2 separate regions of the Homo sapiens genome follow, and region 1 is linked to region 2. Evidence: chromatin loops called from intact Hi-C (ENCODE). Cell type or tissue: K562. All regions are shown on one strand. Each heading gives the region's core, and the rest is flanking DNA. Links, peaks and the distances in the headings are about the cores only.

What was found. A loop is a pair of places that touch in the nucleus more often than their neighbours do. Peaks named below come from ENCODE experiments on the same cell type or tissue, not always from the same donor. Only the 100,000 strongest peaks of a DNase experiment are listed, where the experiment ranks them.
Region 1: it touches region 2 in a loop (5-fold over the local background); 2 of 110 quality-filtered maps call a loop at or near these places.

The regions. Positions count from the first base shown.
Region 1 is chr6:158,512,405-158,528,973 of GRCh38, reverse strand. It overlaps the pseudogene CACYBPP3. Among named protein-coding and RNA genes, the nearest start is that of TMEM181, 39 kb to the left of the region's middle. In K562, for the core only: a CTCF peak has its summit at 10,253 (motif pointing right); DNase peaks (open chromatin) are centred at 10,263 and 10,633; H3K4me3 peaks cover 332 bases; H3K27me3 peaks cover 2,431 bases.
Region 2 is chr6:158,683,851-158,700,419 of GRCh38, reverse strand. The region is part of intron 6 of SYTL3 (synaptotagmin like 3); the gene reads right to left. Among named protein-coding and RNA genes, the nearest start is that of SYTL3, 42 kb to the right of the region's middle. RefSeq lists a silencer at 13,177-13,377. In K562, for the core only: a CTCF peak has its summit at 8,895 (motif pointing right); a DNase peak (open chromatin) is centred at 8,899; H3K27me3 peaks cover 628 bases.

The DNA of each region.
Region 1 (16,569 bases), core at 9,235-11,734, 170 kb after region 2:
TGCAGGTTCTTTATAGATTACTGATGCCTCCTCTTTTTCTGAAAAGGACTGGAGGCATGTCTAGTCCCTTAAACCTTCACATTCTTTTTTTTATTTTTTATTTTAAGTTCCAGGATACATGTGCAGGACGTGCAGGTTTGTTACATAGGTAAACGTGTGCCATGGTGATTTGCTGCACCTATCAACCCATCACCTAGGTATTAAGCCCCACATGCATTAACTATTTATCCTGATGCTCTCCCTCCCCTCGAATGCCCAATAGGCCCCAGTGTGTGTTGTTCCCCTCCCTGTGTCCATGTGTTCTCATTGTTCCGCTCCCACTTATAAGTGAGAACATGCGGTGTTTGATTTTCTGTTCCTAAATTAGTTTGCTGAGGATAATGGCTTCTAGCTCCACCCATGTCCCTGCAAAGGACATGATCTCATTCCTTTTTATGGTTGCACAGTATTCCATGGTGTATATGGACCGCATTTTCTTTATCCAGTCTATCGCTGATGGGCATTTAGAGTGATTCCATCTCTCTGCAATTGTGAATAGTGCTGCAATGAACATACTTGTGCATGTATCTTTATAACAGAATGATTTATATCCCTTTGGGTATATACCCAACAATGGGACTGCTGGGTCAAATTGTATTTCTGGTTCTAGGTCTTTGAGGAAGAATTGCCACATTGTCTTCCACAATGGAAGAATGAACTAATTTACATTCCCACCAACAGTGTAAAAGCGTTCCTATTTCTCCACAGCCTCACCAGCACATGTTGTTCCTTGACTTTTGAATAATTACCATCCTGACTGGCATGAGATGGTATCTCATTGTGATTTCATGAGATGAAATCTCATTTTGATTTGCATTTCTCTAATGATCAGTGATGTTGAGCTTTCCTGCATATGTTTATTGGCTGCATGTATGTCTTCTTTTGAGAAGTGTCTGTTCATGTCCCTTGCCCATTTTTTAATGGGGTTGTTTTTTTCTTGTAAATTTGTTTAAGTTCCTTGTAGATTTTGGATATTACATCTTTGTCAGATGGATAGAGTACAAAAATTTTCTCCCATTCTATAGGTTGTCTGTTCACTCTGATGATAGTTTCTTTTGCTGTGCAGAAGGTCTTTAGTTAAATTAGATCCCATTTGTCAATTTTTGCTTTCGTTGCAATTGCATTTGACCTTTTTGTCATGAAATCTTTGCCTGTGCCTATGTCATGAACGGTATTGCCTAGATTTTCTTCTAGAGTTTTTATAGTTTTAGGTTTTACATTTAAGTCTTTAATCCATCTTGAGTTAATTTTTGTATAAGGTGTAAGGAAGGGGTCCAGTTTCAATTTTCTGCATATGGCTAGTCAGTTTTCCCAGCATAATGTATTAAATAGGGAATCTTTTCCCCATTGCTTGTTTTTGTCAAGTTTGTCGAAGATCAGATGGTTGTAGATGTGCAGTCTTATGTCTGAGATCTCTATTCCATTCCACTGGTTTCTGTGTCTGTTTTTGTACCAGTACCATGCTGTTTTGGTTACTGTAGCCTTGTAGTATAGTTTGAAGTCAGGTAGCATGGTGCCTCCAGCTTTGTTCTTTTTGCTTAGGATTGTCTTGGCTATATGGGCTCTTTTTTGGTTCCATATGAATTTTAAAGTACTTTTTTCTAATTCTGTGAAGAATGTCAATGGTAGTTTAATAGGAATAGAATTGAATTTATAAATTACTTTGGGCAGTGTCATTTTCATGATATTCATTCTTCCTATCCATGAGTATGGAATGTTTTTCCATTTGTTCGTGTCCTTCTTATTTCCTTGAGCAGTGGCTTGTAGTTCTTGAAGAGGTCCTTCACTTTCCTTGTTAGCTATATTCCTAGGTAATTTGTTCTATTTGTAGCAATGGTGAATTCATGATTTGGCTCTCTGCTTGTCTATTTTTGGTGCATAGGAATGCTTGTGATTTTTTGCACATTGATTTTGTATCCTGAGACTTTGCTGAAGTTGATTATCAGTTTAAGAAGCTTTTGGGCTGTGATGATGAGGTTTTCTGGATGTAGGATCATGTTATCTGCAAACAGGAACAGTTTGACTTCCTCTCTTCCTATTTCTTTATTTCTTTCTCTTTCCTGATTGTCCCAGCCAGAAATTCCAATACTATGTTAAATTTGAGTGGTGAGAGAGGGCATCCTTGTCTTGTGCCAGATTTCAAAGGGAATGCTTCCAGTTTTTCCTCATTCAGTATATTGGTTGTGGGTTTGTCATAAATGGCTCTTATTATTTTGAGGTATGGTCCATCAATACCTAGTTTATTGAGAGTTTTTAACATGAAGCGATGTTGAATTTTATCAGAGGTCTTTTCTATGTTCATTGACATGATCATGTGGTTTGTCTTTAGTTCTTTTTATGTGATTAGTTACATTTATTGATTTGTGTATGTTGAACCAGCCGTGCATCCTGGGGATGAAGCCAACTTGATCATGGCGGATAAGCTTTTTGATGTGCTGCTGGATTCGGTTTGCCAGTATTTTATTGAGGATTTTTGCATTGATGTTGATCAGGGATATTGGCCTGAGGTTTTTTTGTTGTTTTTGTATCTCTGCCAGGTTTTGGTATCAGGATGATGCTGGTCTCATAAAATGAGTTAGGGAGAATCTCTCTTTCTCAATTGTTCGGAATAGTTTCAGAAGAAATGGTACCAGCTCCTCTTTGTACCTCTGGTAGAATTCAGCTCTAAATCCGTCTGTGTGAGGATTTAGAGGGCCAGCCTTCACATTCTTCTTCACCATTACTGGATGCTTCTGCAACTATCACACAAAGTCCCAAGTTTCCTACCGTTGCCTTCGCATTTAATTTAACACAATTTCAGGAACACACAGCATAAAAGTGGCACCATGTGTCTTAAAATGAAATGCACGGTGGTGCTTTGTGGTGAATTAATCATGTCAGGGAAATTTCACCTACAGTAACTCTCTGGCTTGCAGATGGAATCACTGAGACACACCTGTGGGCAGGAAAATGGTAAGGGCATTGCCAGTGACCAGTAAGCTCTATGGAAGCTTGGTGGCCACCTTGCAGTTAAGGACACTTGTAAGTGTGTGGGGCTGGGATGATCTTCACTGAAAGCATTCAAAGATGACAGAAAACAGCCTTTGTCTAGCTACACCTTGAGTGGTCATTTGTAAGTAACATTTTTGAATAATCTAGAGCAATAAAAATGTCCTTCCGCCAAAGTTTAATTTAAATGATGTCTAGCCACCTGTTCTTACACAGCTGAGACTCAGAGGGATTTGATTCAGGGTGCCCTCAGCTGAGATGTTGGTCAGCAGGACCAGATGCTCTGACTTCCCCAGTTTTAGTGGCAACTCTGGGCTGAGAGCTGAGTTGTGCTGCAGCGTCATGGCCTGTCGCTCAGTTCTCATCAGCCCTTGCCAGCCTCTCCACCATCTCCCGTGTTGAGAGGCCCAGCCACTCTGCAGAATCCACAGGCAGCTGCACCAACATCAGCCAATAGATCTTGATGTTTCAGTTGAGACTTGGCACAGAATCGAGCACTTTAATTTCATTTTGATTTTAATAAACATTTAATATCCATGAAGCCTCAGACAATACTAAGTACTGGAAATTCAAGATCAAATAAGAATCCATTCCTGCCCACTAGGGATTCCTGGTCTAGCGGGGAGACACAGATCCAAGCCATGTGGTTAAGTCTGCAGTGGAGGTCATTCCAGGGGCCATGGATCTAGGAAGACTTCACTGCAGAGATAACACCTGTGCTGAGAGGCGAGGAATGAAGAATTCACGGAGTGGATGGGGGAGGAGAAATTCCAGGCGGCAGGAAGAGTGTGAACATGTGGAGCTCATTAGAGAGGGATTGTTCCAGAAGCAGTGATAGTTCCTCACAGGTGGACCACGTTTGCTCTGGAGGAGGAAGAGCTGAGCCTGGTTAAGGAGGCAGAGGCTGAGCCATGGGGACTTCTGGACAATGATAGGGTTTGGGCTTTGTCTTGAATGAGTGGGAGCCGTGGAAGGCTCTGGGCAGAGGCGGACTGGATTCAGTGAGTTTTAGGAGGACAGTTCCTGGGGCAGCAGGACGGGATGGAGGTGAGGAGGGGTTAGGAGACCAGTGTGGTAACCCAGGCAATGAGTGACAGTGGCTAGAGCCAGCACACACTGGCACAGGATAGAACACGGAGACAGTTTGGGAAGACATTTGAGGGTGAAATTTACAAAAGTGGAATATGATATCTTGGGTGACTCAGTTATCTGGCTCTGGTGACTGCTGGTGGTTGGGGATGCTGGTGACTATGGCATGGACACCCTAGGCAGTCAGCACCCATGGTGGCACCATGGGAGATGGAGCGGAGTCTCTGATCCTCATCCTGGGAGCTGCTGCGGGCAGTGTGGCCGGGCACTAGCACCTCTCGTCTCCTGTATGACACATCATATGATTGAGCGATGTTCTTCGAGGGCTGCGCTCTGGTTCTGGTCGTCTTCAAGGATTGGTGAGACGTCTGTCTCTCGTAGGGCTGCCTGTGTCCTCTGCCTGCCTTTGGCTGTCCCTGAACGGAGTGTGGAATGTTCGTCTCCTCTTTGCCCCCTGGGCTGGTTTAGCTCAGCCTCATCTTGGACGCCTGCCTGCTGCATGGGGCATCGGTGAACATCCTCAGAGCCTGCGGAAGGGTAGGCTCAGCTTGTCTGTTCGCCAGACATCCCTATAGGCCGAGCAGTTGGACGAATGTGCTCTCAGGATCCCAACAGAACATGCCAGCGTCCAGCCTGCACCCAGGGCTGCCGGGAAGGGGCCCTGCTCCGCCTCAGCTGTGTTTGCTCATCATAGCCAGTGTGGCTGCTGTTGCCCCTGCCATCTCATCTCAATCTGCCCTTCCTTCCTTTGTTGATTTTTTTTTGGAAAAAAAAAATCCTCCTTTTTGCTTCCCTCTCCCATCTCTTTTTGCATCTTCTTCTCCTCCTTGTCCTGTGTGTCTTGGCTTTTGGCCTGGGGGGTTGGCTTTCACAGCAGTTGCTGACTGGTCTCTGTGGCTGTCTCTCTGCTGTGCTCCTGTCGCTCCTGGCTTTGAAGCTGCTTTCTGCTGCACCTGCCACTAGAGCAGGGCACCAGGCTTTCTGTCCATGAGGCAGTGATGCGCCCCTTTCCCGTCAGTCCCACAAGCTGTCCAATACCACGTTCAGATCAGTAGCTCATGGAAGTATTCCATTGAGCCATGTGGAATTGCCTGCCCATAGTCAACCATTCTGACCCTCAAAAAGGACACTTTGTTCATGTCAACCCAATGGAATTGGTTCCTTTCTGATTATTCTCTCCACGCACGATCCATATCACACATTTATCCACCAGGCGCCAATTATTTCATCACAGGAAATGAGACTCAGGAAAATATATCCTTTTCCTTTCTGCTGGTCATACAAACCTAGATTGCTGATTAATTTGCATTATCTCAGCCGGGCGCAGTTACTCACACCTCTAGTCCCACCACTTTGGGAGGCCGAGGTGGGCAGATCACAAGGTCAAGAGACAAAGAGCATACTGGCCAACATGGTGAAACCCTGTCTCTACTAAAAATACAAAAATTAGCTGGGTGTTGTGGTATATGCCTGTAATCCCAGCTACCCGGGAGGCTGAGGCAGGAGAATTGCCTGAACCTGGGAGGCGGAAGTTGCAGTGAGCTCAGATTACGGCATTGCACTCTAGCCTGGCAACAGAGTGAGACTCCATCTCGGAAAAAAAAAAAAAATTGCATTATCTCTCTGCTGGCACCACTGACACATCGATATTGAATTACAGATATACGTTTTATTTTAGCTACTCTTTCATACCCACTGTCTATTTTTTTTTTTTTTTTGCTTTTTTTGAGACGGAGTTTCCTTCTCGTCCAGCTGGAGTGCAATGGTGTGATCTCGGCTCACTGCAGCCTCTGCCTCCCAGGTTCAAGCGACTCCCCCACCTCAGCCTCCCAAGTAGCTGGACTACAGGCGTGTGCCACCATGCTCGGCTAATTTTTGTATTTTTTGTAGAGACGGGTTTTCACCATGTTGGTCTCGAACTCCTGGCCTCAAGTAATCTGCCTGCCTCAGCCTCCCGAAGTGCTGGGATTAGAGACGTGAGCCACCGTGCCTGGCCCACTGTGTCTTGTTATTATGGATGGAGAGCCAGTTCATCTCCAGGAGTGCTGGGGCATCCATGCCAGCCACAGCATTGGTACTGGGGGCTTACCTGCCTGCTTGACACTTCACCGTCTTGTCCACAAAGTTCTACCCGTGCAAATGCACCCTGACCATTTCCTTTCCACCAGGCCATGTACAGCTTTCCCCAGCCAGGGGGATCACGAGGTCAAGAGATCAAGACCAGCCTCGCCAACATGGTGAAACCCCATCTCTATTAAAAATATAAAAATTAGCTGGGCGTGGTGGCGCACACCTATAGTCCCAGCTATTCGGGAGGCTGAGGCAGGAGAATCGCTTGAACCCAAGAGGCGGAGGTTGCAGTGAGCCGAGATCACGCCATTGCATTCCAGCCTGGGCAACAGAGTGAGACTCTGTCTCAAAAAAAAAAAAAAAAAAAAAAAAAAAAAAAAAAAAAAAAAAAAAAAAACCGACAAAAAAACACAGTCCTTATTGTCCCTTGGGTTTTGTTTCTGATGCAATAGAAGATGGATTTCCAGATGATTGCTAGAAAACAATAAGAAGCATGATCATTTAACGGCTTTACATCTCCCTCCCCGTTTCCCCTTTTGGTTTTCATTAAGTAATGAATTTATCAAGATATTGTATTATGTAAAGTAGCTAAGCATTTTTTTCTTTCCAGAAATGTATATTATCTAATTATTTTATAGAAATATAACTTTACCTATGAGTCGGTTTCTCCCAGAGGAGAGAATAAATAAGAACTAATTCTGCCTTGCATTGCATTTATTCAACAAATGTTTACTGAAACTTGTTAAGTTTGGCACTTTGTAATTGCTGGGAAATGTTCTGGGAGTTGGTATTTGGGCTGTTGAAGTAGTTAGGCCCTTTTGACTTAAGAGGTGTTTGGTGTGGGTTGAGCAAGGGTGCCTCCAGCCACTCCAGCCTTGGCAGCCCAGGCAGGACTAAAGAAGAGGGTAACCAACAACCAAAATTGGTAATTTGTTTCTATCTCTACACAAACTTAGGTTAATTCAACTTATTTCTTTTTTGCTTGAAACTAAGAACAGTGTGAAAAATGGCAATCCAAGAAACATTAATTTATTTAAGTGAAACAGGCCACTGAGACTGAGTTTCTCCGAGTTCACCCCAAAAAAGGACATTCTAAATTAAGTGATTAAATTTTGGCTGATGGAAAATTTGTCTGTTGAAATATCAGGTGCTGGGGGAGGGAGAAAGGGAAATGAACTGAAAGTGCCAGGCTCTCTTCCCCCTCCCCTCCCCTCCCCTCCCCTTCCCTTCTCTCCCTTCTCCTCCCCTCCCCTCCTCTTCTTTTTCTGAGACAGGGTCTCACTCTGTCACCCAGGCTGGAGTACAGTGGCGCAATCACAGCTCACTGCAGCCTCAAACTCACAGGCAAGCAATCCTCCCACCTCAGCCTCCTAAGTAGCTAGGACTACAGGTGCATGACACCATGCCAGGCTAATTTTCATATTTTTTTGTAGAGATGGGGTTTCGCCATGATGCCCAGGCTGGTCTTGAACTCCTGGGCTCAAGTGATAGGTCCACCTTGGCCTCCCAAAGTGGTGGGCTGACAGGTGTGAGCTGCTGTACCCGGCCTATGCCAGGCATTTCTTTCTTTCTTTCTTTCTTTTGAGACGGAGTCTTGCTCTGTCACCCAGGCTGGAGTGCAGTGGCGCAATCTCTGTTCACTGCAACCTCCGCCTTCTGAGTTCAAGTGATTATCCTGCCTCAGCCTCCTGAGTAGCTGGGATTACAGGCGTGTGCCATCACTCTCGGCTAATTTTTATATTTTTAGTAGAAATGGGGTTTCACCATGTTGGCCAGGCTGTCAGGGTCTTACTCTGTCACCCATGCTGGAGTGCAGTGGTGTGATCACTTCAGTGAGATGGCCTGTATTTCCTTTGTGATTGGTCCTTGTCTTGTTTGGGTGTCAGTGTCATATTGATATGTTATTTTGAATATTATAACACTTTGCCCTTATAGTGAGGGAGAAGTGTTTCCTCTTTTTAATTTTCTGAAAGTGTTTGTATAAGAGTAGAGGAACAAGTTCCTTGAAAGTTGATGGTACTAATAAGTAAAACCATTTGGCTTGAAATTTTCTTTGCAGGAAGATTTTCTACTGATGACTACATTTCCAAGTTTTCAAATCTACAGCATACAATTGTGCATAGTCTTCTTATTTTCTTTCTCTTAAAAAGATCTCTCTCTGAAGTTAGATTCCACTTCTATTCCTCATATCATACTTTTGTGCTTTCTTTTTTTCTTCCTACATCATGCCAGATATTTGTCAAATCAATCTTTTCCAAGAACTAACTTTGACATCATGGACCCTCTTGAATGTATTTTCGTTTTTTATGTTCATTAAATTTGATCTGGCCAGTTGTGCTGGCTCATGCCCATAATCCCAGCACTTTGGGAGGCTAAGGTGGGTGGATTGCTTGAGCTCAGGAGTTCAAGACCAGCCTGGGCAACATAAGAGACCCTGTCTCTACAGAAAAATACAAAAATTAGCTGGGCATGGTGGTGCATACCTATAGTACCAGCTATTTGGGAGGCTAAGGTGGGAGGATCTCTTGAGCCCAGGAGGTTGGTCAAGGCTGCAGTAAGCTGTGATCACACCACTGCACTCCAGCATGGGTGACAGAGTGAGACCCTGTCTCAAAAACAAAACAAAACAAAACAAAAAACACAGGTTTTTTAATCTTAAAAATCAGCCTAGTTGCTGAATGGAGAGTGGCCTGGGGGAAGAGGGAGCTAGAAGTCCGCAGGAGGCTGCTGAAGAGGCAGAAGTGAGAGTGAGTGCTGGCCCAGGTCAGGCAGCAGAGGGAGAGGAGGAGCTCTTGCAGGAGAAGTGGCTGGGACTTGGTAGTGGCTACTGTGGAACAGGAGGAAGGAGAGCGAGGGGTCCAGGGCAGCTCCCTGTCATCTGGAACAGCTGCGCACCCTTCCGCAGGGGCCCCAGAACACCACACACTGGGTGGAGAGGATGAGTTGGTCTGGGAGACAGGGACTCAGCAGTCTTGGAGGTAGAGAACCAGCTGGGACCATACCCTCTGCAGGGCAGGGCTGTTGTCCACTCTGCGTAGCTACCCATCTCCTCCAGGCATCGCAGTGATTGGCATGCATTAGACACTCCATAAATATTTGCTGATTAATGAAAGAACCACCAAAAAAAATCTGTGTCCTGAAATCTCTAGCTGAGTGCCTCAGCCTGCCTAGACTCAGCAATGCTGTGTAGCCCTCCAATCAGAGTCTGGGCTTATGCTGCCCCCCAGCACACACCACACACAGCCGGGAGGTGCTGCAGGCGGCTCTCCCTGCCTCGTGACAGCTGAGGGTGACATTTCCAGGAATCTTGAGAGCCAATTTTTAAATACAGTCATTATATAAAATTAAATTGCTACTTAAGGCACATCTCTTTCCAACTCCTCCTTCAGTGAGTCTGGTGGGAATATTTATACCATGGAAATCAGCAAAAGCCACAAATCAGGGTTGATTTCATTTCATTGTTTTAGTCTAGGCTCTAGACTTAAGAATGTGATGAAGGCAGTGTTCATAATGCAATTTAAATTAAAAATGTGTCATATCTGCACCATCACATTGTAAACAGCACAAAAGAATCGAGATCTGATCTTCAAAAACTATTATCCCATTTAGCAAAGAAATGGCTTATGTCATTAATGTATGAGTAAAGTTCTAACATATGTTTATGGTGTTTCACTGAAGACACATTTTCGTTGTTTCACTTTTGTCTTGCTCAAAAATGTAAATGAAAATAACCAACATTCATGTTGAGGCTACATTTGTTTACCAATTACAATCTTAGGTTGGCTGCAAGACAAACATTTGGCAAAAATCAACAAAAGCATTAGCTATTAAGTCTGGCTATATGGAGTTATAAGAAAAATATTGTGTATTTTGTTATTGTAATTGTGTACTACACATCCTATATAGCAATACAATTTATAATGCTCATGTAAGGTATATTTATTCATTCCAAGTTTGTGTGTTTCTGGAGAGCTGGTTGTTAGCTATTTACCAACACACCACTCCACTTGTTTGCCAATTTATAACCTTCAGCTGAAAGTATTGTTCTCCTGAAGAGGGCACCAGAGGGGACGGAGCCCAAACAACAGAGAGCACTGCACGGGGAATTGGGGAGATGCTGTTTACCCAGCAGCAAGGACCTGGCAGGCTGGATAGTTTCAGTGTGAACACGAAGAAGGCTGAGTGCTGATCAGGGTGCCGTTTACATTTTATACTCACCACCTTCTATTGCGAGGCTCACTGGCACTGGTTTTGTTTATTTCCATAAACATACAATAAAATGATCCTCCAGATCATCTTCGGGAACCTGGACAAAGTCTGGACAAAATGAACCCATCTTCGGAGTATCATCTCCCTCATGGGAAGGTGACTGCAAAGGAGAAAGGAAGTTAAAAGCAAAGGTCGGGGCAGGCGCAGCCGCGCAGCCTCACCCGGGCTCGTCTGTGACTCATTTCCCTGGAGGGGAGGCTTCTATCTGAGGTGCTGGCTTCTGCTCCCTGGGGAGCCGGCGCTTGTTCTCTGTGGTTCAGGATGCTTCAAGGAGCGATTCTCAAAGAGGGGCTGCGGCCTCATGGCTCTGAGATTTGCTCCTGACTCTTTTTCAACACACACTGCCTGGATGAGAGGAAAGTCACTTACGATTTTCTATCTGAGATTTCCCCATCTTTTAACTGGGACCAAACCTTTGCAGGGGAGGAAACATTTCTTTTCCTCATCCATCACTAGGGTCATGACCAGGGCCCCCATTAACAAGAGAAAACCATACAAATTTTATTTAATACAGCCATGCACCTCATAAAGATGCTTCAGTCAACAACAGACTGAATATGCAATGGTGATCCCGTATGACTATAACACTGGATTTTAGTTGTCCCTTTTCTATGTTTAGATACAAAAATACCTCCCATTGTGTTTCAGTTGCCTGCAGTGTTCAACACAGTGACATGCTGTGCGGGTTTGCAGTCCGGAAGCAATCAGCGGCCCCACAGAGACCAAGTGTGCCGCAGGTCATGCCTCTAGGTCTGTGTAAGTGCACTCTGTGAGGTTCCCACAGTGACAAAACAGCCTAGTGACACATTTCTCAGGACATCTCTCATTGTTAAGTGATGCAAGTTTTACATGACATGGGAACCTTCAGAAATGAGGACCCAAAGACACAGACACCTGTTTTTTTGTTTGTCTGTTTTGAGATGGAGTCTCACTCTGTTGCCCAGGCTGGAGTGCAGTGGGACGATCTCAGCTCACTGCAACCTCTGCCTCCCGGGTTCCAGCGATTCTCCTGCCTCAGCCTCCTGAGTAGCTGGGATTACAGCTAATTTTTGTATTTTTAGTAGAGATGGGGTTTCACCATGTTGGCCAGGCTGGTGTCAAACTCCTGACCTCAAGTGATCCGCCCACCTCGGCCTCCCAAAGTGCTGGGATTTCAGGCGTGAGCCACTGTGTCTGGCCGACACCTGTGTATTTTTACGCTGCTAAGTCTGATGAAGAAGTCGACAGGTGTGAGGGACAGTGGGACAAAGGGGTGTGATCCCTTGGGAATAAGCTGGGGGACTCCGCAGTGCCCGTTTGTGCAGGTTCTTCTCTGTACCCCTGTGTCTTCAGAGATGGAGACATTCCTCTCCTCTGGGGGCAGGGAGGGCACCTGTGGAACAAGGGTCTTGGGCCTGCTGCAGGGGCCAGGGGATGTGGGGAAGGTGAGAGTGAACTTCCTGCTTCTGCTGTTTTCTCAAATGCCAAGGTGCCACATTCTGGGGTGTGTGTCCTGAACCCCGTCACCTTCCCTGAGAAGGGCTTGTGGGGTCTTCCTGCTGTCAGAACAAGCTATACTGTGGTTTGCGAACCTGCTGTTACATGGAGTTGGCTCTGGGTGTCATCTTTACCTTTGCCTTATTTTTGGAGACTACAGATATCCAAATGGAAAGAAAGGAAAGCCATCCGTTCTTGCCATTTAGTTGAGAGAAAACCTTGGCTAATGAGATGATGTTCAGCTGTGTCTCTACAGGTACTGAGGATTTTTTAAAAAGTACCAGGCTCGGGCCGGGCGTGGTGGCTCACGCTTGTAATCCCAGCACTTTGGGAGGCCGAAGCGGGCGTACCATGAGGTCAGGAGTTCGAAATCAGCCTGACCAACATGGTGAAACCCCGTCTCTACTAAAAATACAAAAATTAGCCGAGAGTGGTGGCTTATGCCTGTTGTCCCAGCTACTCGGGAGGCTGAGGCAGGAGAATCACTTGAACCCGGGAGGCGGAGGTTGCAATGAGCCGAGATCGGGCCATTGCACTCCAGCCTGGCGACAGAGCAAGACTCCGTCTCCATTCAAAAGTCCCTCGGAGCGCTCGTGCTGCGTGGCGGCGGCCGGGATCGCGCTTACAGCGGGTGCGCGCAGGGCGGGTGCACGCTCAGGACAGGTGCGCGCGCAGGCTGAGGACCCTTGCACTTAGCCCGCAGCCGCGGGGCCTGCGCTCAGGTCGAGCGCGCTGGCTTCCTGGAGAGTTTCCTTTCGTGTTCCCTCCCCTGAGCGGCTGCCGCTGGCGCCTTTGGCCTGACCCAGGCCGGCCATGGCCTCAGCTTGGAAGAGCTATAGAAAGATCCAGAAGAGGTAAAAGGTGTTGCTGGAAAAGGCAACTAGGAAAACGGTGCGTGATGCCCTTCCAGCTGAAAAATCCAAGACTGAGACAGAAATGAACAGGATGCGGCAGAAATCACAGAGGAAAGCAGAACTCCTTGACAGCGAAAAGCCAGCTGCGGTGTTTGCTCCCATTGCAGGGGACCTACAGTGACACTCGGTGACTATGCACGGGGTCAGCCAGGTGAGGAGGCCAAGTTCCCGCTGAGAACGTGCAGATGCGCTCCCCAGAGAGGTCGTGTGATCTCTTGGTGTAGGATCTAACTGGGCAGGGTTATCCGTGAGTGTGAACAATCCATTGACACCCACTCCTGTGGAAGGCAAGGCGGATACAGTTCTTATCTTCTGTAGAAGGAAAGCGGAAAACACGGGGTGGGATCACCTGACTCAGGTTGAAAAAGGGTACAAAGAAACCGAAAAGACCCCCTACGACACTGAAACAGACTCCAGGGAGGGGCTGATGAACGTTCTAGGGGAAGTGGATGAGGACGGAGATGAGGCTGTGGAGAGAAAGATTCATAAAGCCTGGCTGGAATCAGGAGAGAAACGAGACGAGGGGGGACAGGGGGGTTTGAGACTTTAAAGTTCTTTTGGGAACTGTGATGCGGACGTGCTGGTGTTCCCAGTACGGGAATACTGGTGAGCTGCACATACGCATTTACAGGTAACTCCTTACACGGCCCTCTTCTAAGCAAAGGCAATGCATTCTCCATTTCCTACTGGAAGATTTATTTAAATAAAATATGCCTATTAAACAAAACAAGCAAACAAAAAAGTCCCATAGCACAGATGCTTTCCCATCTGGTTGGTTTGTTACGTTTTCAACATAGTGTACCAGTCCTTTATCCACATAGATAATTCACTTTTTTCAAGTATACTCTCAAGAGGTCCACATCATGAAAAACAGGTTAAGAAATGAGATAGGCCAAGTTAGCAGAGCCAGGGACATGGCCACCAGCTCGCTGTGGCCCGGTCGGGGTGCCTGTGCTGCTGTCACAGTGAGCATGGAGGACCAGGTCAAGAATGGGACAGTGGGGCTGGGCTTTTGCCGCTTCTGGCTGCCTAGCAGGTGGACTCTAACCAGCGGGTTACACGGAGGCACTAAGTGGGTCTGGGCAGTGTGGTGTTCTCAAGAGGCTGGTTTGGTCTAGTCTGACCCGTCCACTCTTCCCGGAAGCTGTTTGTGGAGAAACGTGGGCTCTGTCTCCCACAAAGACTGTTGGGCCTATTCTCTTGCCATCCTCCCACGAGCTCAGCTTGGCTTATACCAGCACCTGCTGACAAGTGTGTGTGTTAGAAAAAGAGAATGTTGACAAGCTCATCCTGTGGGAGAGAACCCTGGATGCAAGGGTGAGACCCACTGGAGTGCAGTGCACAGGAACAGATGGGCTGGGGGCACGAGGCTGACTCCATGTGGCCTAAGATGGGCCAGGGATCCTGAGGGTTCCATGAGCTGGACGCTCTGTGGCTTTTAGAGAAACTTCCCTTCCCAAGCTGCCTGAATCTATAAGGTCATCAAAGGAACCACTTAGCGAAGAAGAGACTTTTCTTCCACCAGTGCAGGAAATGGGACCTAGGCTGGAGCTGGTTATTCCAAAGGGTGGATGAAGGCAGTCTCTTTCTACTAGAGGAATGTTTTCTCTCAAGTTTTATAACAAAGGAAACTGTTGAGAAACTGGTGAGAAACCACAATCCTGGGACGGAAGAGCCTTCTGCAGTCAGAAGCAGGTACCTGAGGAAGGCAGGAAGTGGGACTCAGAGGACCCCATGGGCTCCAGCACAGAAAGAAGTTCATCACTCGAGGGTGTGTCTTCTCATCATAGGGGTTGGGGGGGCGCATGCGTGTGGCATGCACATGCTGTGGTGTCTGGACTGCCTGCCTTTTTACTGGGGAGAGAAAGAAAATATAACACTGGTCAAGCCCCTGTTTCAGTGACCCCAGACACTGAAATAAAAGGAAATGCCCCTGTTACTGGGTGAAAGTGCAAGATTCTGATTAGTGGTTCAAGGTGACACAGGAGACACTGAGTTGATTCATGTGAAAGGAGGAACCACAGATCATTCACATGAGCTGGAGGATGAACCAACAGGAGACATAGAGACCCTTGGTTCCCAGGACAGAAGGGAAATGGTGTCAGGTCTGGGCACTTTTCTACTTTTGGAGAAGAGTGGAGAGAGGAAGCACTAGGTTGTCCATACCCTCAGGGTTGAAGACAATGGGAAATGGCTGTCACAACTGGGAGAAGGCAATGTGACTGGTTGCCTTTATCATCCAAGCTCCCCGCTCTTTCCCGGGACAAGAGCTATCCCGTAGCTGTGCCTGCAGTGAGGATGCTGCACCATCACTGGGTGCAGGGGAGAGCCTGGGAGCCAGCCAGAGCTAAGTGGCAAATGGGATGCTGGGATTCATAACAGTGACCTGGAAGAACGCATGGGCAGGTCAGAGGACAAAGAGCAAGATGCTTTGCAAGGTGTCTGCATGCTGTCCTGAGTGGTGGTTGAAGCTTAAGAAATTCCTATGACTGCCGGGCATGGTGGTGGGTGCGGTGGCTCACGCCTGTAATCCCAGCACTTTGGGAGGCCAAGACGGGTGAACCACCTGAGGTCAGGCGTTCAAGACCAGCCTGGCCAACATAGTAAAACCCCATCTCTACTAAAAATACAAAAATTAGCTGGGCATGGTGGTGCGTGCCTGTAATCCCAGCTACTCGGGAGGCTAAGGCAGGAGAATCGCTTCAACCTGGGAGGCAGAAGTTGCAGTGAGCTGAGATCATGCCATTGTACTCCAGCCTAGGCGACAAGAGTGAAACTCCATCTCAAAAAAAAAAAAAAAAAAATTCCTATGACTTACTCTGGGGCGCCTTCTTTACTTGAAGCGATCGCTCAGACAGGAACTCTGAAATGGGTTCAAGAAATGAGCCAGCACTTCCAATGGATGGCTTCTTATTCTTCAGCACATAGAGCAGCTGTTTCTAGGAAGTGTAGGGAAACAAATCCACACAGACTGGCTCCTTTGTGAAGCCTGGGTGAATAATAAAACTGGTCAGCCGAACGTTCACTCTTTCCAGAATTCAATAACAAGGACTTAAATCTCATTCTATAAAGCGGATGAGCTCACCTGATGAGGGGCAGGGGTGGCCCATCTGTATGTAATACTTGTTTTCATGGGAGATGACTAAGTATAAGTAGCTCAGAGCTCATTACAGGCAAATCTTTACGACACACCAGAGTGAGAAGCTGGGAATAAACCAGGTCTATTCATTAATGTGACCCAGAAATCTTGGATTCTGTTTCAGGATTGGTTTTTGTCTATGGAATCCAGAAATCATTTCAACCTCTCACTGCTTCCATTTTCTTCTGAAAGGAGTGGCAAAAGGTATTCACTTCATAATGGAGTTGAGATTTAACTGTGGTTAGTATCTTTCATCCTTGGAAAACTGCAATGCAATCTCCATGAGACAGTTATTTCTCTTCTACAGTGAGTTTTGGGAGCTAGGTTCGAGCAAAATTGATTCCTTATTCTTTGAAAAACACCAAAAAGGTAGTTCTGTACATGCACACATGTATTATCACAGATAAACCTCCCATGCCCCACCTTCCCACCTCCCATGGTCATAGGGAACTTTAGGGCAGAGGAAGCAGGCTCACTAAGCACTTATGAGTAACAACAATAGTTAATAGTTATATGAGCACCTAGAGTTGAATTGCTTAAAACCTAGGTTTAAGTTTCCTACAAATTAACAAAGGTGTTAATATT
Region 2 (16,569 bases), core at 7,616-10,115:
TGACGCCGGGTGTGGTGGCTCATACCTGTAATCCCAGCACTTTGGGAGGCTGAGGTGGGAGGACTGCTTGAGCCCAGGAGTTCAAGACCAGCCTGGATAACATAGCAAGATCCCATCTCTACAAAATAAAATGTTTTGTTTATTTGTTTATTTATTTATTTATGAGACAGAGTTTCGCTCTTGTTGCCCAGGCTGGAGTACAATGGTGCGATCTCGGCTCACCGCAACCTCTGCCTCCCGGGTTCAAGCAATTCTCCTGCCTCAGCCTCCCAAGTAGCTGGGATTACAGGCACGCACCACCACGCCTGGCTACTTTTGTATTTCTTAGTAGAGAAGGGGTTTCTCCATGTTGGTCAGGCTGGTCTCGAACTCCTGACCTCAGGTTATCTGCCCACCTCGGCCTCCCAAAGTGCTGGGATTGCAGGCGTGAGCCACTGCATCCAGCCTATTTATTTTTTATTATTCTTTTTTTTGAGACAGAATCTCACTCCATCACCCAGGCTGGAGTGCAGTGGCCCAAACCCAGCTCACCACAACCTTCGCGCCCCTGGTTCAAGCGATTCTTCTACCTCAGGCTCGGAGTAGCTGGGATAACAGGTGCACACCACCTCACCTGGCTAATTTTTGTATTTTTAGTAGTGATGGGGTTTCACTATGTTGGCCAAGGTGGTCTCGAACTCCTGAACTCAAGTGATCCTCCCACCTCAGCCTCCCAAAGTGCCGGGATTACAAGCATGAGCCACCACACCTGGCCCAATTTTTAAAAAATAAATAATAATAAAAAAAGAATAAGTGAGTCACAACCTCTACCCACAGCAGGGCTCACAGCACTGTGAGGATTCACACAAACTATAGATTGAGGCAGCGGGGAGTAAGATCCGCCGCGTGTGGCTCAAACACCAGTCCTGCCCCTGAAGCTGGCATGTCTGTGACAAGTCATTATCCATCTATGCATCCATTTCTCAGCCTAGAAATAATAGGGATGAAGCAGCTTATTTCAGCTACCGATACAAATCCCTATACATGGATGACCATCTCAAACTGGGCTCTGTCATGGTGTCAGTTGAGGACGCTAACCCCCAACCATACCAGTGCCCTGGACTGCAATTCCTGCAGCAGATGCGGGCCCTGTTGCTCCAACTCTTCTCTCCTGGGTGACTTGGTTCACGGGGAAAGAGGACACAGGGCAGACTCCCTGGAATGTCCCACAGTGACTCCATCAGCCCGCCAAGTCGTGTTGCTCGTAGCTGGCTGAGGGTTTTCAGGTCCTGAACTGCATCATCAGTGTGGTTAGGCCTCTTTCAAAGCAGGATCAGCAAATCCCTCCTCCACCGAAAGGCCCCACAGCAGCCCTGTGTGCAGAAGGTCATGCACACCCACACAGCATGGGTCACGCTGTGGGTGCTACAGACAGGCAGTCAGGAGAAAGGCGGCCTTCCCTCTGGCCACCTCTCTGCTGGTGCCTGTGGAGTGGGAATAACATCCTGTGTAAGAAACTATACCCTGGAGTTCCAAGTGCCACCAAAGAAAAGCACAGGTGGGGCTATCTAAACGGAGCCTCCATGGGAACTGGGCAAATGTGCCCCTTAACAGGCCTTATGCCCACCCCCAGGAAATCTGTCATAATATATGGATCTTGTCAGAACAATACACTTTGCTGTATCTGACATAAACAATCATCACAATCAATACACGATATAAGTGGGTATTTGAACAATATCCCCTTATACAAGTGGCTCCCTTGTGCAGTGTCCGACCTGTGCCACTGTAAGTCACAGTCCTGAGGGTTGACCCACACTGAAGTTTGAGTTTTCTCTAAATGCTAAAGAAAGGTGAGCAAAACCAGGGGTTAGAGTGGGTGTTGGACAACACAGTTTTAAACCAATCTATAGTTCACATATTCAAAATGGAAAATCTCTCTAAAAGTTTGACCTAAAAAAATCCCTCAGCATGTAAAGAATCATGATATCCAGTCACAAATGGTTTTAGAGCAGGAGTCCAGAGCCTTTTTTTTTTTTTTTTTGAGACAGAGTCTCACTCTGTCACCCAGGCTGGGGTGCAGTGGTGTGATCTCGGCTCACTGCAGCCTCTGCCTCCTGTGTTCAAGCGATTCTCCTGCCTCAGCCTCCTGTGTAGCTGGGATTACAGGTACCCACCACCACGTCTAGCTAATTTTTGTATTTTTAGTAGAGACGGGATTTTACCATGTTGGCCAGGCTGGTCTCCAATTCCTGACCTCAAGTGATCTGCCCGCCTCTGCCTTTCAAAGTGCTGAAATTACAGGCGTGAGCCACCACACCCAGCCCAGAGCCATTTTAAGCATATTTTAGTCCTTAGGAAAATTTGAGCTAAGATAGCACTGGCTCCAAGCCACTGTCCCAGGATGAAAGAAGACACAGAGCAGGACTGTGAATCAGCAACCAGTGCCTTCCAGGGAGCAACAATTACTAACAGAAGATTTACAATCCTGTGGACAAGAAGCATCCCCTATCCAGCATCCTTCTGCCACCAGACATTACTCTTCTGCTTAGTGACAGAAGAGAACAATACCTTTTCCCTTTAATGAAGCTACCCATGTCCTATCAGGCAGACACTCTGGGCAGTAAGTCTTCCACTGACATACACTCAAGGCCGAGGGTGACTGGTTCAGGTTTGGTGAGTACCTGGGGCAAGAAGGTCTAAACTGCTTTTCAGCATCCTTTGGATTTTCTCTAAAAAAAATGAATATAGGCTCTAGGAGCTCTCTATATATTCTAGATGTTAATCTCTTATCAGATATGTGATCTGAAAATATTTTCTCTCATTCTGTTGCTTACCTTTTTATTTTGTTAATAGTGTCCTTTGATGCACAAAAGTTTTTCATTTTGATGATGTCCAATTTTTCTATTTTTTATTTTGTTCCCTGTGCCTTTGCTGTCATAGCTAAGAAATCATTATCAGATCCAATGTCGTGAATCTTTCCCCCTGATTGATTGACTGATTTGAGACAGGGTCTTTGCTCCATCACCCAGGCTGGAGTGCAGTGGCGCGATCTTGGCTCACCATAGATTCAAATGATCCTCCCACCTCAGCCTCCCAAGTAGCTGGGACCACAGGCGTGGACCACCATGCTCAGCTAATTTTTTTTTTTTTTTTTTTTTTTCCGTAGAGATGGGGTTTCACCATGTTGTCTAGGCTGGTCTCGAACTCCTGGGGTCAAGCAATCCACCCACCTGGGCCTTCCAAAGTGCTGAAATTACAGGTGTAAGCCACCACGCCCAGCTTCCCCATTTTATTCTAAGAAAACAAGAGCTCTTATCTTTAGGTATTTGATGCATTTTGGGTTAATTTTTATATATGTTGTTAGGTAAGGGTCTGGCTTACCTTATTTCACTTAGCACTTGCTAAGTGAAATAAGGTAACTAAGAAAAAAGTTGGCTAAGAAATAAGCCAACTTTTTTCTTTTGTATGTGGATATCCAGTTTTCCCAGTGCCATTTGTTGAAAAAACTATCCTTTCCCTACTGAATGGTCTTAGCACCCTTCTCAAAAATCATTTGACCATATGTGCATGGCTTTATTTCTAGGCTTTCTATTCTATTCCATTGGTCTATATGTCCGTCTTTATATCAGTACCACACTGTTTTGATTACTGTAGCTTTGTAGTAAGTTTTGAGATCTGGAAGCGTGAGTCCTCCAGCTTTGTTCTTTTTTTGTTTTTAAGAAACAAAACAATCCAATTAAAAAAAAAGGCAAAGAACTTGAATAGACATTTCTCCAAAGATGATGTACAAATGGCCAATAAGCACATGAAAAGATGTTCAACATCACTAATTATTAGGGAAATGCAAATCAAAGCCACAACAAGATACCACTTCACACCCATTAGGGTGGCTACTATCAAGAAAATATAAAATAAGTGTTATAAAAATAAGTGTTGGCCAGGTGCGGTGGCTCACACCTGTAATCCCAGCACTTTGGGAGGCCGAGGCAGGCAGATCACGAGGTCAGGAGATGAAGACCATACTGGCCAACACAGTGAAACCCCATCTCTACTAAAATACAAAAAAAAAAAAAAATTAGGCGTGGTGGCATGCACCTGTAGTCCCAGCTACTCGGGAGGCTGAGACACGGGAATCGCTTGAACCCTGGAGGCAGAAATTGCAGTCAGCCGAGATAGCACCACTGTACTCCAGCCTGGCAACAGAGTGAGACTCCATCTCAAAAAAAAAAGTGTTAATAAAATAAGTGTTAGTGTGGTTGTGAAAAAATTGGAACCCTTGTGCATTGCTAGTGGGGAAGTATAATAAAATAGGGCAGCAGATGCTGAAAATTCCATGGCAGTTCCTCAATAAATTAAACATAGAATTACCATTTGATCCAGTAATTCCACTTCTGAGTATAAACACAAAAGGATTTAAAGCAGGAACTCTAATAAATATTTGTACACCAATGTTCCCAGCAGCATTATTCACAATGGTCAAGAGGTGGAAACAACCCAAATGTCCATCAGCAGATGAATGGATAAACAAAGCATGGTATATCCATGACACAGAATACTATTCATCCACAAAAAGGAATGAAATTCTGATACATGCTCTACAACATGAATGAACCCTGAGGAAATTTTGCTAAGTGAAATAAGCCAGATACAAAAGAACAAATACATTATGATTCCACTTATATGTGGTACCTAGAGTAGTCAAATTCATAAAGACAGAATGTAGGACAGTGGGGGAAGGGGAGGATGGAGAGTTATTGTTTAATGGGTTTCAATATAGCAGAATGAAAAAGCTCTAGAAACAGATGGTGGTGATGTTTGCATAACAATGCAAATATACTTAATGCCAATGAACTTAATGCTTAAAAGTGGCTAAAATGGCAAATTTTATATTGTGCATATTTTGCCACAATTTTAAAAATGAACATGAAGTTATTAAATTCAAAATTATTTCCTATTTAAGTATATATGTGTCTGCTCTTTTAAAAAATTATTCATATGAAGAGGTAGTTTAACAGCAGCAAATTACTCCCTAAAAACTAGTCTAATGAGTAATTTTGTCTAAACATATGAACACATGAATCCTTCATTCAGAAATCCCTTCAGTTCAATTACTTCACCTTGGTTTCCATGCTATTCATTGAAATAGGAAAAATAATGATGGGCATGAAAACGTTGTTGTATTTTATCAACTGATCTTCTAGAGTAGAGGTCAGCAAACTTTTTCTGTAAATTTTTTGGTAGAAAATTTCAGGCTTTGCCAGCCGTAAGGTCTCTGTTGCAACTACTCAACCTGTTGCAAAAGCAGCCATGGATATGAGAATGAGTGAACATGGCCTTGTTCCAATAAAACTTTATTTACAAAAGCAGGGTGATGGGCCAGATTTGGCTTGCAGGCTGTTGTTTGCCAACTCCCAAAAGAGCAGGGAGTATTTAGTAAAATAAAATATTGACGAACCTGATAACCAGCCCACCTAATCATGGTTCTTCCTCCATTCCAAAAACAGTGAATCAAAACCCAATGAAGCAAGTAAGTAGTGGAGTAGTCGTGACAATTCAGGACCAAGAAGTAGGCTGCCTAAAGTGACCTCATTATCATGGAGTGACGGACAGGGCTCAGAGGACATCAGGAGACATACAGACAAAGAAGCAGGCCTGGAAGGAACGCAGGCGCTCAGAAAGCATCGGGGAAACTCCAGTCATCCAGTTAAGATACTTGAGATACAAAAAATGTCTAGGTTAAATTCATGTATTCAAAGTGACTTGGACCTTCTAATCAATTCAATTTTTGTGTTGCTACTATGTGCAAAGCCAAAGGCATCATGAAATCAAAAATGAATAAAATCAGCCAGGTGCAGTGGCTCATGCCTGTAACCCCAGCATTTTGGGAGGCCGAGGTGGGCAGATCACTTGAGCCCAGGAGTTCAGGACCAGCCTGGGCAATATGGCAAAACCCCGTCTCTACTAAAAATAGAAAAACTAACTGGGCGTGGTGGTGTGCACCTGTGGTCCCAGTTACTTGGCAGGCTGAGAGGGAGGATTGCTTGATCCTAGGAGGCGGAGGTTGCAGCGAGCCAATATCACTCCACTGCACTCCAGCCTGGGTGACAGAGAGAAACTTCATCTCAAAAAAAGAAAAAAAAAAGAATAAAATCAAGAGCCTGTCTCAGGAAGATTATTATCTAGAAACACAGGGAGAAAGCAAAAAATTTTGAAGGGCAAGGTCTTATTACATTAATCATAAAATCTGATTTGATAGTCTTGGCTCTACTTAGTTTAAATGGACCTGTCTAAAAATCTCTGAGACACGAAAAGCAATCCAATCTGCTGGGAAAACACTACCAAGACACACACTTCTTTTAGTGGTGATGTGTTTATCTTTCCTCTTAAGGAGAGTAGTAACAAAATATTCAAGAATAGGATCCACCTTTCCTTTAAAATAAAAGCAGGCCAGGCACAGTGGCTTACGCCTACAGTCTTAGCAATTTGGGAGGCCAAGGCAGGTGGATCACTTGAACTCAGGAGTTCGAGACCAGCCTGGGCAACATGGCAAAACCCTGTATCTACAAAAAAAAAAAAAAAAAAGAAAAGAAAAAGAAAGGCTGGATGCAGTGGCACACCTGTAATCCCAGCACTTTTGGAGGCCGGCGCAGGTGGATCACTTGAGCTCAGGAGTTCGAGACCAGCCTGGGCAACACGGCAAAACCCTGTCTCTACCAAAAAGAAAGAAAGAAAGAAAGAAAACGAAAAGAAAGAAAGGCTGGATTCAGTGGCACACCTGTAATCCCAGCACTTTTGGAAGCTGAGGCAGGTGGATCATTTGAGGTCAGGAGTTTCAGACCAGCTTGGCCAACATGGTGAAACCCCATCTCTACTAAAAATGCAAAAGTCAGCTGGGTGTAGTGGCATGCACCTGTAATCTCCACTACTCAGGAGGCTGAGATAGGAGAATCGCTTGAAGGGAGGCAGAGGTTGCAGTGAGCCAAGATCGCACCACTGCACTCCAGCCTGGGTGACAGAGTGAGACTCCATGTCAGCAGAACAAAACAAAACAAATTAGCCAGGTGTAGTGGTGCATGCCTGTGATCCCAGCTACTTGGGGGGCTGAAGTGGGAGAATTTCTTGAGCCAAAGAACTTGAGGCTGCAGTGAGCCAAGATCCCGCCACTGTGCTCCAGGTTAGGTGACAAAATGAGACGCTGTCTCAAAAAAATAAAACAAAAGTCTATGTAAAATTTTTAAAATTTTTATCTGGGAAATAAACATGACTTCATAAAGACATCCTCTTAGGAGTATAAGCACACATAAACTATGGACTCCATTTGTAATTCAAAGAAAGCTTTACAGAATCATCCTTGTGGAATCCATTGGATGAATTGCAGGGATGAGGGGTGTTTACTGAGCAAACCAACGGAGAGGAGAGGCAGGCAGGGCACTGGGATAGAGTCAGCTACGTATTGACTGACACCTGCTTTTTTTTTTCTTTTTTTTGAGACGGAGTCTCGCTCTGTCGCCCAGGCTGGAGTGCAGTGGCACGATCTCGGCTTACTGCAACCTCCACCTCCCAGGTTCATGCCATTCTCCTGCCTCAGCCTGCCGAGTGGCTGGGACCACAGGCGCCCACCACCATGCCCGTCTAATTTTTTGTATTTTTTTTTTTTTTTTTTTAGTAGAGACGGGATTTCACCACGTTAGCCAAGATGGTCTCCATCTCCTGATCTCGTGATCCGCCCTCCTTGGCTTCCCAAAGTGCTGGGATTACAGGCGTGAGCCACCGCGCCCGGCCTGGCACCTGCTTCTTTTAATTCATGAGCCTGAGTGTTTCAAGCCCACACAGCCAATCTGATGCCGTCCTCATAACCCTGTGATGGGACGGATCATGTCTAAACTGCCCATGCAGAAGAATACAACTTAGAAAAGTCACTTGAAGAACTCAATCACGTTTACTGCTGGGAGGGAGGGATAAAGGTCATTTTCCTTCATAATTATAAGATACAATAATTAACCTGGTTAGTTACATGATGAATCATTGAGAGCATTATCAGAGGCTATGTTAAGCCTTAGCCTTTCTAAATTATTTTATTTCCCTAACTATTAGAAATACAGTGAAAGTCTGAGTAGACTGCTTATCTATTACATTTAACCCTTTTTTTTTTTTTTTTTTTTTTTTTTTTTTTTTTTTTTGAGACGGAGTCTCGCTCTGTCGCCCAGGCTGGAGTGCAGTGGCACAATCTGGGCTCACTGCAAGCTCCAGTTCCCAAGTTCCCACCATTCTCCTGCCTCAGCCTCCCAAGTAGCTGGGACTACAGGCGCCCGCCACCACGCCCGGCTAATTTTTGTGTATTTTTAGTAGAGACGGGGTTTCACCGTGTTAGCCAGGATGGTCTCGATCTCCTGACCTCGTGATCCGCCCGCCTCGGCCTCCCAAAGTGCTGGAATTACAGGCATTAAGAAATTACAACTATTTCTTAACTTAAGAAAGTTTAATATTGGCCGGGCGCGGTGGCTCACGCCTGTAATCCCAGCACTTTGGGAGGCCGAGGCGGGCCGATCACGAGGTCAGGAGATCGTGACCATCTTGGCTAACACGGTGAAACCCCGTCTCTACTAAAAATACAAAAAATTAGCCAGGCGTGGTGACAGGTGCCCGTAGTCCCAGCTACTCAGGAGGCTGAGGCAGGAGAATGGCGTGAACCCGGGAGGCGGAGCTTGCAGAGAGCCGAGATCACATCACTGCACTCCAGCCTGGGCGACAGAGCGAGACTCCGTCTCAAAAAAGAAAAAAAAAAGTTTAATATTAATATTGTCATCTTTCTGCTTTTAAGCTTGTACATCAAGTAACAGAATGTCATGGTTGTTAAAAAAAAGAAAAAAAGTAAAAGAGGTGCATTTACAGGGAGGAGCCAGAAGAGGGCATCATTTCTATACGCTTAGCAGATGCCAAAAGAGGAGAGATGAATTTTCAGCTTGTTTTCTAGTTATTAGTGATCTAAAAAAGTTCTATCATAATTGTTTACTAATTTTGTTACTTTACTTAAAGTACATTAAAAAAGTTACTTGGGGAACTGTTAAACAGTCACTTTTTTTTTTTTCTTTTGAGATGGAGTCTCAGTTGCTGCCCAGGCTGGATGCAGTGGCATGATCTTGGCTCACTGCAACCTCCGCCTCCCAGGTTCAAGCGATTCTCCTGCCTCAACCCCCCGAGCAGCTGGGATTACAAGCGTGTGTCACCATGTCCAGCTAATTTTTGTATTTTTATTAGAGACAGCGTTTCACCATGTTGACCAGGCTGGCCTCAAACTCCTGGCCTCAAACGATCCTCCCACCTCATCCTCCCAAAGTGCTGGGATTACAGGCATGAGCCACCGCCCTTAGCCAAACATTCACTCTTGAACCCCATCTGGCCCCACCAAATTAGAACCTGTGTGTGTGAGGCCAGGAAGGTTGAATTTGAATCAGTTTGCAGCTGATCCTGGAGCGTGGGTCCAGGAACCACATTAAAAACCCTCTGCACGGATTGCCAAATGCCCGTGGATGGAGGCACAGAAGGTGATGATGCCAGGTTGTCCTGGGGAGCTTCCTAAAGGCAAGAGAGCCTATGAAGGTCTGGGTGCTTTGATAATTCGAATGTACTACAGATGAACCACCACGGTGGCATCAAAGAAATTATTTTAAGACCACAAAACTAAATATCCAGTTATGAAATTTTAGGGGAAAAAGCCAGCCTATAATCAGAAAAATTTTTAAATAAATCAAAATATTTAAAATTTTTTGTACTATCGCTCTACAAAATGAAGAACTGAGGCTCATTTTTTCTTGTTTTTAAATTGTTTTAATAGTTGAAAAAATAGCACAACACATATTACCACAATTTATTATTCTTCACTAGATTCTTATAGCATGTCTACTTCCAAGGAAATCTGGGGGGCATTTTATCTTAAATTGCACATATCCAATAAGATCATCAAAAGAGAAATAAGTAAAAGCTAATAAAAAGGAAACTGGGTGCAGAGGGTGTAATGATTCCTGGAATTACTGCAACTGAATGTTACATTTAGCTTTAGGTTTCCCCGTGTCAAAAAGGGAAGGATGTCTACATTTGTAAGGTGCCTACTCAGTGCTGGGCACTGACAATGGACACTACTCCCTCTAACAGCACTTTTTGTGGCCAAATGAGCAGATCCCTGCTCAATTTATTTATTCACTTATTCCTTTACTCATAGCTCCTGCTCTCAAACATTCAAAATCTGGCTAGGGCCAAATTGCCAAGAGTTGCAGGTGAAGGAGAGGGCACCGTGTGTCCTCTATGAGACAGCACCCGCTGGAGCGCAGGGCTGGGCACAAGGAGAGTGGTGCCCCACGCTGTGCCAATCAGTGGCCCTGGGTTACAACGCAATGGGAAAGGGAATGGTTATGTAACAAATGGTACCAGGAACATCAAGGATTGGGAGGAAAAAAAATTAGATAGGGCCTCCTGATGATTGTAAAGAGTTAACATGGTGGCTCAGGCCTATAATCCCAGCACTTTGGGAGGCCAAGGCAGGCGAATCACTTGAGGCCAGGAGTTCAAGACCAGGCTGGCCAACATAATGAAACCCCGTCTCTACTAAAAATACAAAAATCAGCTGAGCATGGTGACATGTGCCTATAATCCCAGCTACTTGGGAGGCTGAGGCAGAAGAATCGCTTGAACCTAGGCGGTGGAGGTTGCAGTGAACCAAGATTGCGCCATGGTACTCCAGCCTGGGTGACAGAGTGAGACTCTGTCTCAAGGGGAAAAAAAAAAAAAAGTTAAGTAAAAATTAGAAGAAAATTAATGTGGATATTTAACCTATCACAGGATAAGGAAGAAGTCTCGAAGCATAAAAGCAAAAGAAATTATACGGGAAAAGGAGATTTGCCTACAAGCAAACAAAAAACTTCTTTGTGTTAAAAACAAAATTATAAAGAAGGCCATGTACTAGGAAGATAACATGCAACTAACATGATTGAAAAGGACTAATCGCCTTCACATACCAAGAACATCTACAGAAGGTTGAAAAGTGGAAGATACTCAATCTTATTCGTGATGAGATGAATTCAAATCAAAACGATGAGAAAACCATTTTGCATGACCAATGTTGTTTTGCCAAACTGATAAAGTTATCTATTGGTTTGCATGTTGGTTTATTTTTAAGGATAATTCCACACCCTTTCTAAAGGAGGCAACATTCCTAACCTTCATCTTGTTCTCTTTCTAGAAATATTCAGAGATGTGCCAAAAAGATATCTACAAGGATATTCTTTGCATTATTCTCATTTTAATAACCTTATAAACTTTCAAAAATGCAACAGAAAGCTGGAAATCCCCTAACTATCCAACAATAGTTATTTGGTTAAACAAATGATGACACATTCCTATGACGGGGTGAGATACACTCATCAGAAATCATATAGCCAATGATATTTATGGACACTGAAAATGTTCCTTATAAATTACTACATGAAGAAACATTAGGATAAAACTGTACATACAATTTGATTTCAATTATGTAAATATATTAGCCTGACTCATGTGAAATTGCCTCTATTCAATAATTTTTTGCCTAAAAATACCAATTTCTTATGGTTCAACCTAAATACTTCAAAAAAGTCTATGTATATGTGTGTATACACACACATATATCCACACATACAGATATGCACCCACAAGCATAGATACATACACTCACAAAAGAACAGAAATAATATATACTAAAATGTCAACAATTGTTCTCTGGGTGAAGCTGCTGTATTTTTAACATTGCTCTTTATGATTTTCTTCATTTTCTAGGTTTTAATTTTTTAATTTCATTTAATTTTTTTAGAGACAGGATCTCACTATGCTGCCCAGGCTAGTCTTGAACTCCTGGGCTCAAGCGATCCTCCTGCTTTGACCTCCCAAAATGCTGGGATTACAGGCATGAGCCACTGAGCCTGGCGTCTAGTTTTTTACGTGAATGTAATTTGAAATCATGCTTCAAAGCTCAGAATGTAATGGGGGCCAGAGTGTGGGAAGAAGGAAATTTGTGTACCCTGCCAGCCTGTTGTAAATAAGCACACACTCCCAGAGGGTAATTTGGCAAAACATCAAAAGCCTTTCAAGTATTCATACACTTGACCAATCATTCTTCTAAGAATTTACCCCCCAAAAATAAACAGACATGTCAAAATACCTGTACAAGACGTTCATCACAGAGTTATCTATAACATGAAAAATCAAATACAGTGATATACTCACAGACACTCGGGAACAGGTTAAATAAACTATAGTGCATATATTTGGTGTATTTTATGGAGTCATCAATACATTTTGGAAGAAGTCTTAATAACATAGGAAAATGTTTATGCCAAGTTGAATTGTAAAAGCAAAATAAAACCACATAGAGTCTGATCACAATACATTTGAAATTGGATAAGTCTATCTGTGCACACACATATACACAGGCTTACCTAGAAAGAAGGCTGGGAGTGTGCAGGTGTGTACACGTGCATGTAATTTACAGTAGTTTGGGATTGTGGTAGTATTTCCATTACATCTAAATACTATTCTGTGTTTCCCAAATGCTTGCAAGGTTTGCATTACTTCTGTAATCAGAAAGTAAGTAACTTCCTTTCAAAGAGAAAAGGAAGCTCCCTCTCTTCACAGAATAGAAGATGGACCAAGGGGGAAGCAGTTAGGAGCTGCTACGTTGGAAGTGAGAATGAAGGGCAGAGGAAGATTCCAGAGACTCAGGAGGCAGAAATGTCAGGATTTGCTGACTGACCAGATGTAGCGGCAGAATGAGGAACAAAGGAGTCAAGTTTGATTCTCAGGTCTGTGGATTTGGAGACAGAGTGAGAGGTGTCGCCATTCTCCCAAGACAAGGAACACAGGATTTGGTAGCACACAGACGGTCCCAGTGATTCTTGCTTCCTGATATTCAGACCCTTTGTCCTCTCTGACTAGGGCTGACCTGTGGGACCCATAGGGCATAGCAGAAATGACAGGGTGTGGCTTCTGAAGCTAGACCATAAAAGATATTGTGGGCTCTGCTTTTCTCTCTCTTGGATCACTTGCCCTGGGAGAAGCCAGCCGCCATGTCATGAGGACACTCAAGCAGCCCTGTGGAGATATCCCCATGGTGAGGAACCAAGTCCTCCTCCCAATACCAGCAGTCACTGGCCAGGTATGAGGGTAAGCCCCAAGAGCACAGATCCCCCAGCCCCAGGCGAGCCTTCCACTGAAGACAGAAACTGTCAAAGAATGTTACTTGATTTATGTCACTAGGTTTGAGGGGAATTTGCTATACAGCAATAGATAACCAGTGCGTGGAAAGAGGCACAGACTGGAGCTGTCTGTACACTTTTGTGGTTTAAACCACCATCTAGTTTTTCTAACTTCTGCTCAGGATATAGAGGGCTGGAAAGAGTATTGCCGGTACCATGACAACAAAAACACTAGAGAACATGCAAAACCACTTTTTCCGGAACACATCAGAGAATTGAGGTTGCAGTTGCCTCCCTATTAGGGTCCAGTGGGGGCTTCCAGAGGGAGACCAGGGCCAGGAGGAGGGAGAAGGGGCTCATGCCTTCCTTCCGACCTGTGTCTGGCCAGCATCAGCTCAACAGGGTCGGAGGGTGTCTGCCTCCTGCAGCTGCTAGCTCTGTTCTCTCACTATTCCCTTTTTGCCTCCAATTCCTGTCTAACCAATCCCTAAAGTAAATTCTTATTCAAATAACCAGACAGTTTCTATTTCCCTAAGTGGATCTTAACTGCTGCAGCACAAATTCAATTCAACTCCTCAATGACTGCACCTGGTTCTCTTTTAGGGCCACAAATAGGAGCGTGGTGGAATTCCTGCCTGTCCACCTAAACCTCTGTCACCTGATCCTTGTTACCTTTCCTGACGCACCCGCTGCAAACTCCACCCAACCTGGTCTGGCTCATAGCACTACTTGTGTGCTCCTAACCTGGCATTTTCCCCCATAGTTCCATGCCTCTTACCCCAACTCTACTGAAACAGGACAATGGGAAAATGAGGCACCCTGGCATTTGAGGAAGCATTGTAGAGAAGGAGGGAAAGTTAGGGCTTTTCTGGTGTTTATTTTATACATTGATAGAAACGACATCAGCAAAAAAGAATGATTTATGCTGAGGTTGATCTTCCTGACCCTGGTTTGTTTGTCCTTACTGAAGTTTTTATTCTTAAAGTTATAAGGCAAGAAAGAAAACCCTAAGACATCAGTCTCACCTCTTTCCTAATTCCCTTTTTATCTTAAGTCACCTTGATAACATACTTCTCCCACTCACTCAGGAGACATGAAGTGCTGAAAAGATGACAAGATGGTAACGTGTGTGCACAAACACACACACATACATTCATGCACACATGAAAACTACTTACCTGAAATAATGATGCTAGAACTTCTAACGACGTAGAAAACTTTTTGAGTGAAGCAGATGTCTGCACTTAGCTGGCATTGAGAAATGACAAACTTCACCTCCTACAGCACTACTGTTTATAAGCTAGGAATTGATGTGGAAAAGGGTAGAGTCTACCTTCTGAAGAAGGCTCCAGCCCACCAACAAAAAGGTTTTGTTTTTGTTTGTTTGTTTGTTTTTGAGATGGAGTTTCACTCTTGTTGCCCAGGCTGGAGTGCCATGGCATGATCTCGGCTCACAGCAACCTCCGCCTCCCAGCTTTAAGCAATTCTCCTGCCTCAGCCTCCCGAGTAGCTGGGATTACAGGCAGGTGCCACCATGCCCGGCTAATTTTGTATTTTTAGTAGAGACGGGGTTTCTCCATGTTGGTCAGGCTGGTCTCGAACTCCCAATCTCAGATGATCTGCCCACCTCGGCCTCCCAAAGTGCTGGGATTACAAGTGTGAGCCACCGGGCCCGGTCAAAAAAGTATTTTAAAGAAACACAAAAGTGGCCGGGTGAAGTGCCTCATACCTGTAATCCCAGCACTTTGGGAGGCCAAGGTGGGCAGATCACTTGAGGTCAGGAGTTCAAGACCAGTCAACAAGGTGAAACTCCATCTCTACTAAAAATACAAAAATTAGTCAGACATGGGGCGTGTGCCTGTAATCCCAGCTATTCAGGAGGCTGAGGCAGGAGAATCCCTTGAACCCAGGAGGAGGAGTTTACAGTGAGCTGAGATCATGCTACTGCACTCCAGCCTGGATGACAGAACGAGACTCCATCTAAAAAAAAAAAAAAAAGAGAGAGAGAGAGAGACATAAAAGCAATAAAAACAGAGAAAAGTCCTGTGCTGCAGTTGCTTTGCCAAGGTCACACATTCCACATGGGATGACGGCACCCCTAAGGGGACAAAGATTGGTAGCAAATCTTACCTATTTCAACCGTCTGTGGCTCTCCAAAAGGCCTCAGTACATAGATATATGATATCTGTGATATCAAAAGGTTATGGTAGCAACTTTGAAAAAGTCTCTAAAAAGGCTATGTGGGGTAGGGGAGAGGGTGGCGGTAAGAAGCTGTTGAGAAACACTGGCTTAGAGGAAACAGCAACCCTGCTTCATTCCATTGCCTGACATGACCCTTAGTATTAGTTTTTTCCTCCAGGTTTCCAATAAACTTGGCAGAAGCAGCGTTTTTTTTTTTTTTTTTAAGAAGAGCCAGGAATATAAACCATGGGATAATTTAGTACCAACCAAATCTACACCTGGGCAAATCCACCCTTTATAAAAGCTGAATATCAACCCAAATGAATGGCTTCCTTTACTGCCAACAAACTTTTGGGTGAGGTTCTATGGCTTATTTCCCTACCTGCAAATTGCCACTTTTTCTAGAAAAGAGCCACCGCTGCCCTCTGAGTCAGGCTGTGAGTCTAGGTCCCCAACATCACATCACAGAGGAGGGGTGCTGCCCGCATCCCTGATATAGTCAGATGTGGTTCCCACAGCACCTGCCTGCACTCCACCGTGACGGTGCCTGTGTGCGCCTTTGTCCTGATGCCCCATCACAGCTCTTCTGTGATCAAAGCACAAATCATTCTCTCCACAGTTCCAGGTCCCAGCTACCAATTACACTGGCACAACATACATTGCAAATACTTTTGAAAAAGAAAATAAACTTTTAATCTAAGAAACACAAGCCTCCTTTAAAGTATCAGGCCTAGAGAGACACCGAAATGAGCCCGCAATCACGTCCCCCAACTTGGGCTAATCATTTCAAAGCCACTTGCTCTACGGACTCTAGATTGAGTGTCACCACCAATAGCCATAAATTATCCTAACAATGCCACACACTGGACACCATCACCCACAGCCTATAGCTCAGCAATGGATAGCCAATCATGAATCATGAATAAATTACGGGTATTTCCGTAAACCCACGAGAATTCCTGAAAACCAGCTTTTGTAATCGCCCCTCTCCTGATTCACCCTTCTCTCCTTTGTTCTCCAGAGCCCTTGGAAGTGTTTCCTGGGCTGCAGACCTCAGCCTTGGCCCAGATAAACTCTCCACCTGTATTAGTTTTGCCTCAGTTTCCTTCTTTAGGTCAACATCTCATTATAAGACATTCACAGTATACGGACAAAATGCTTCCACCCATATTACCGCAACATG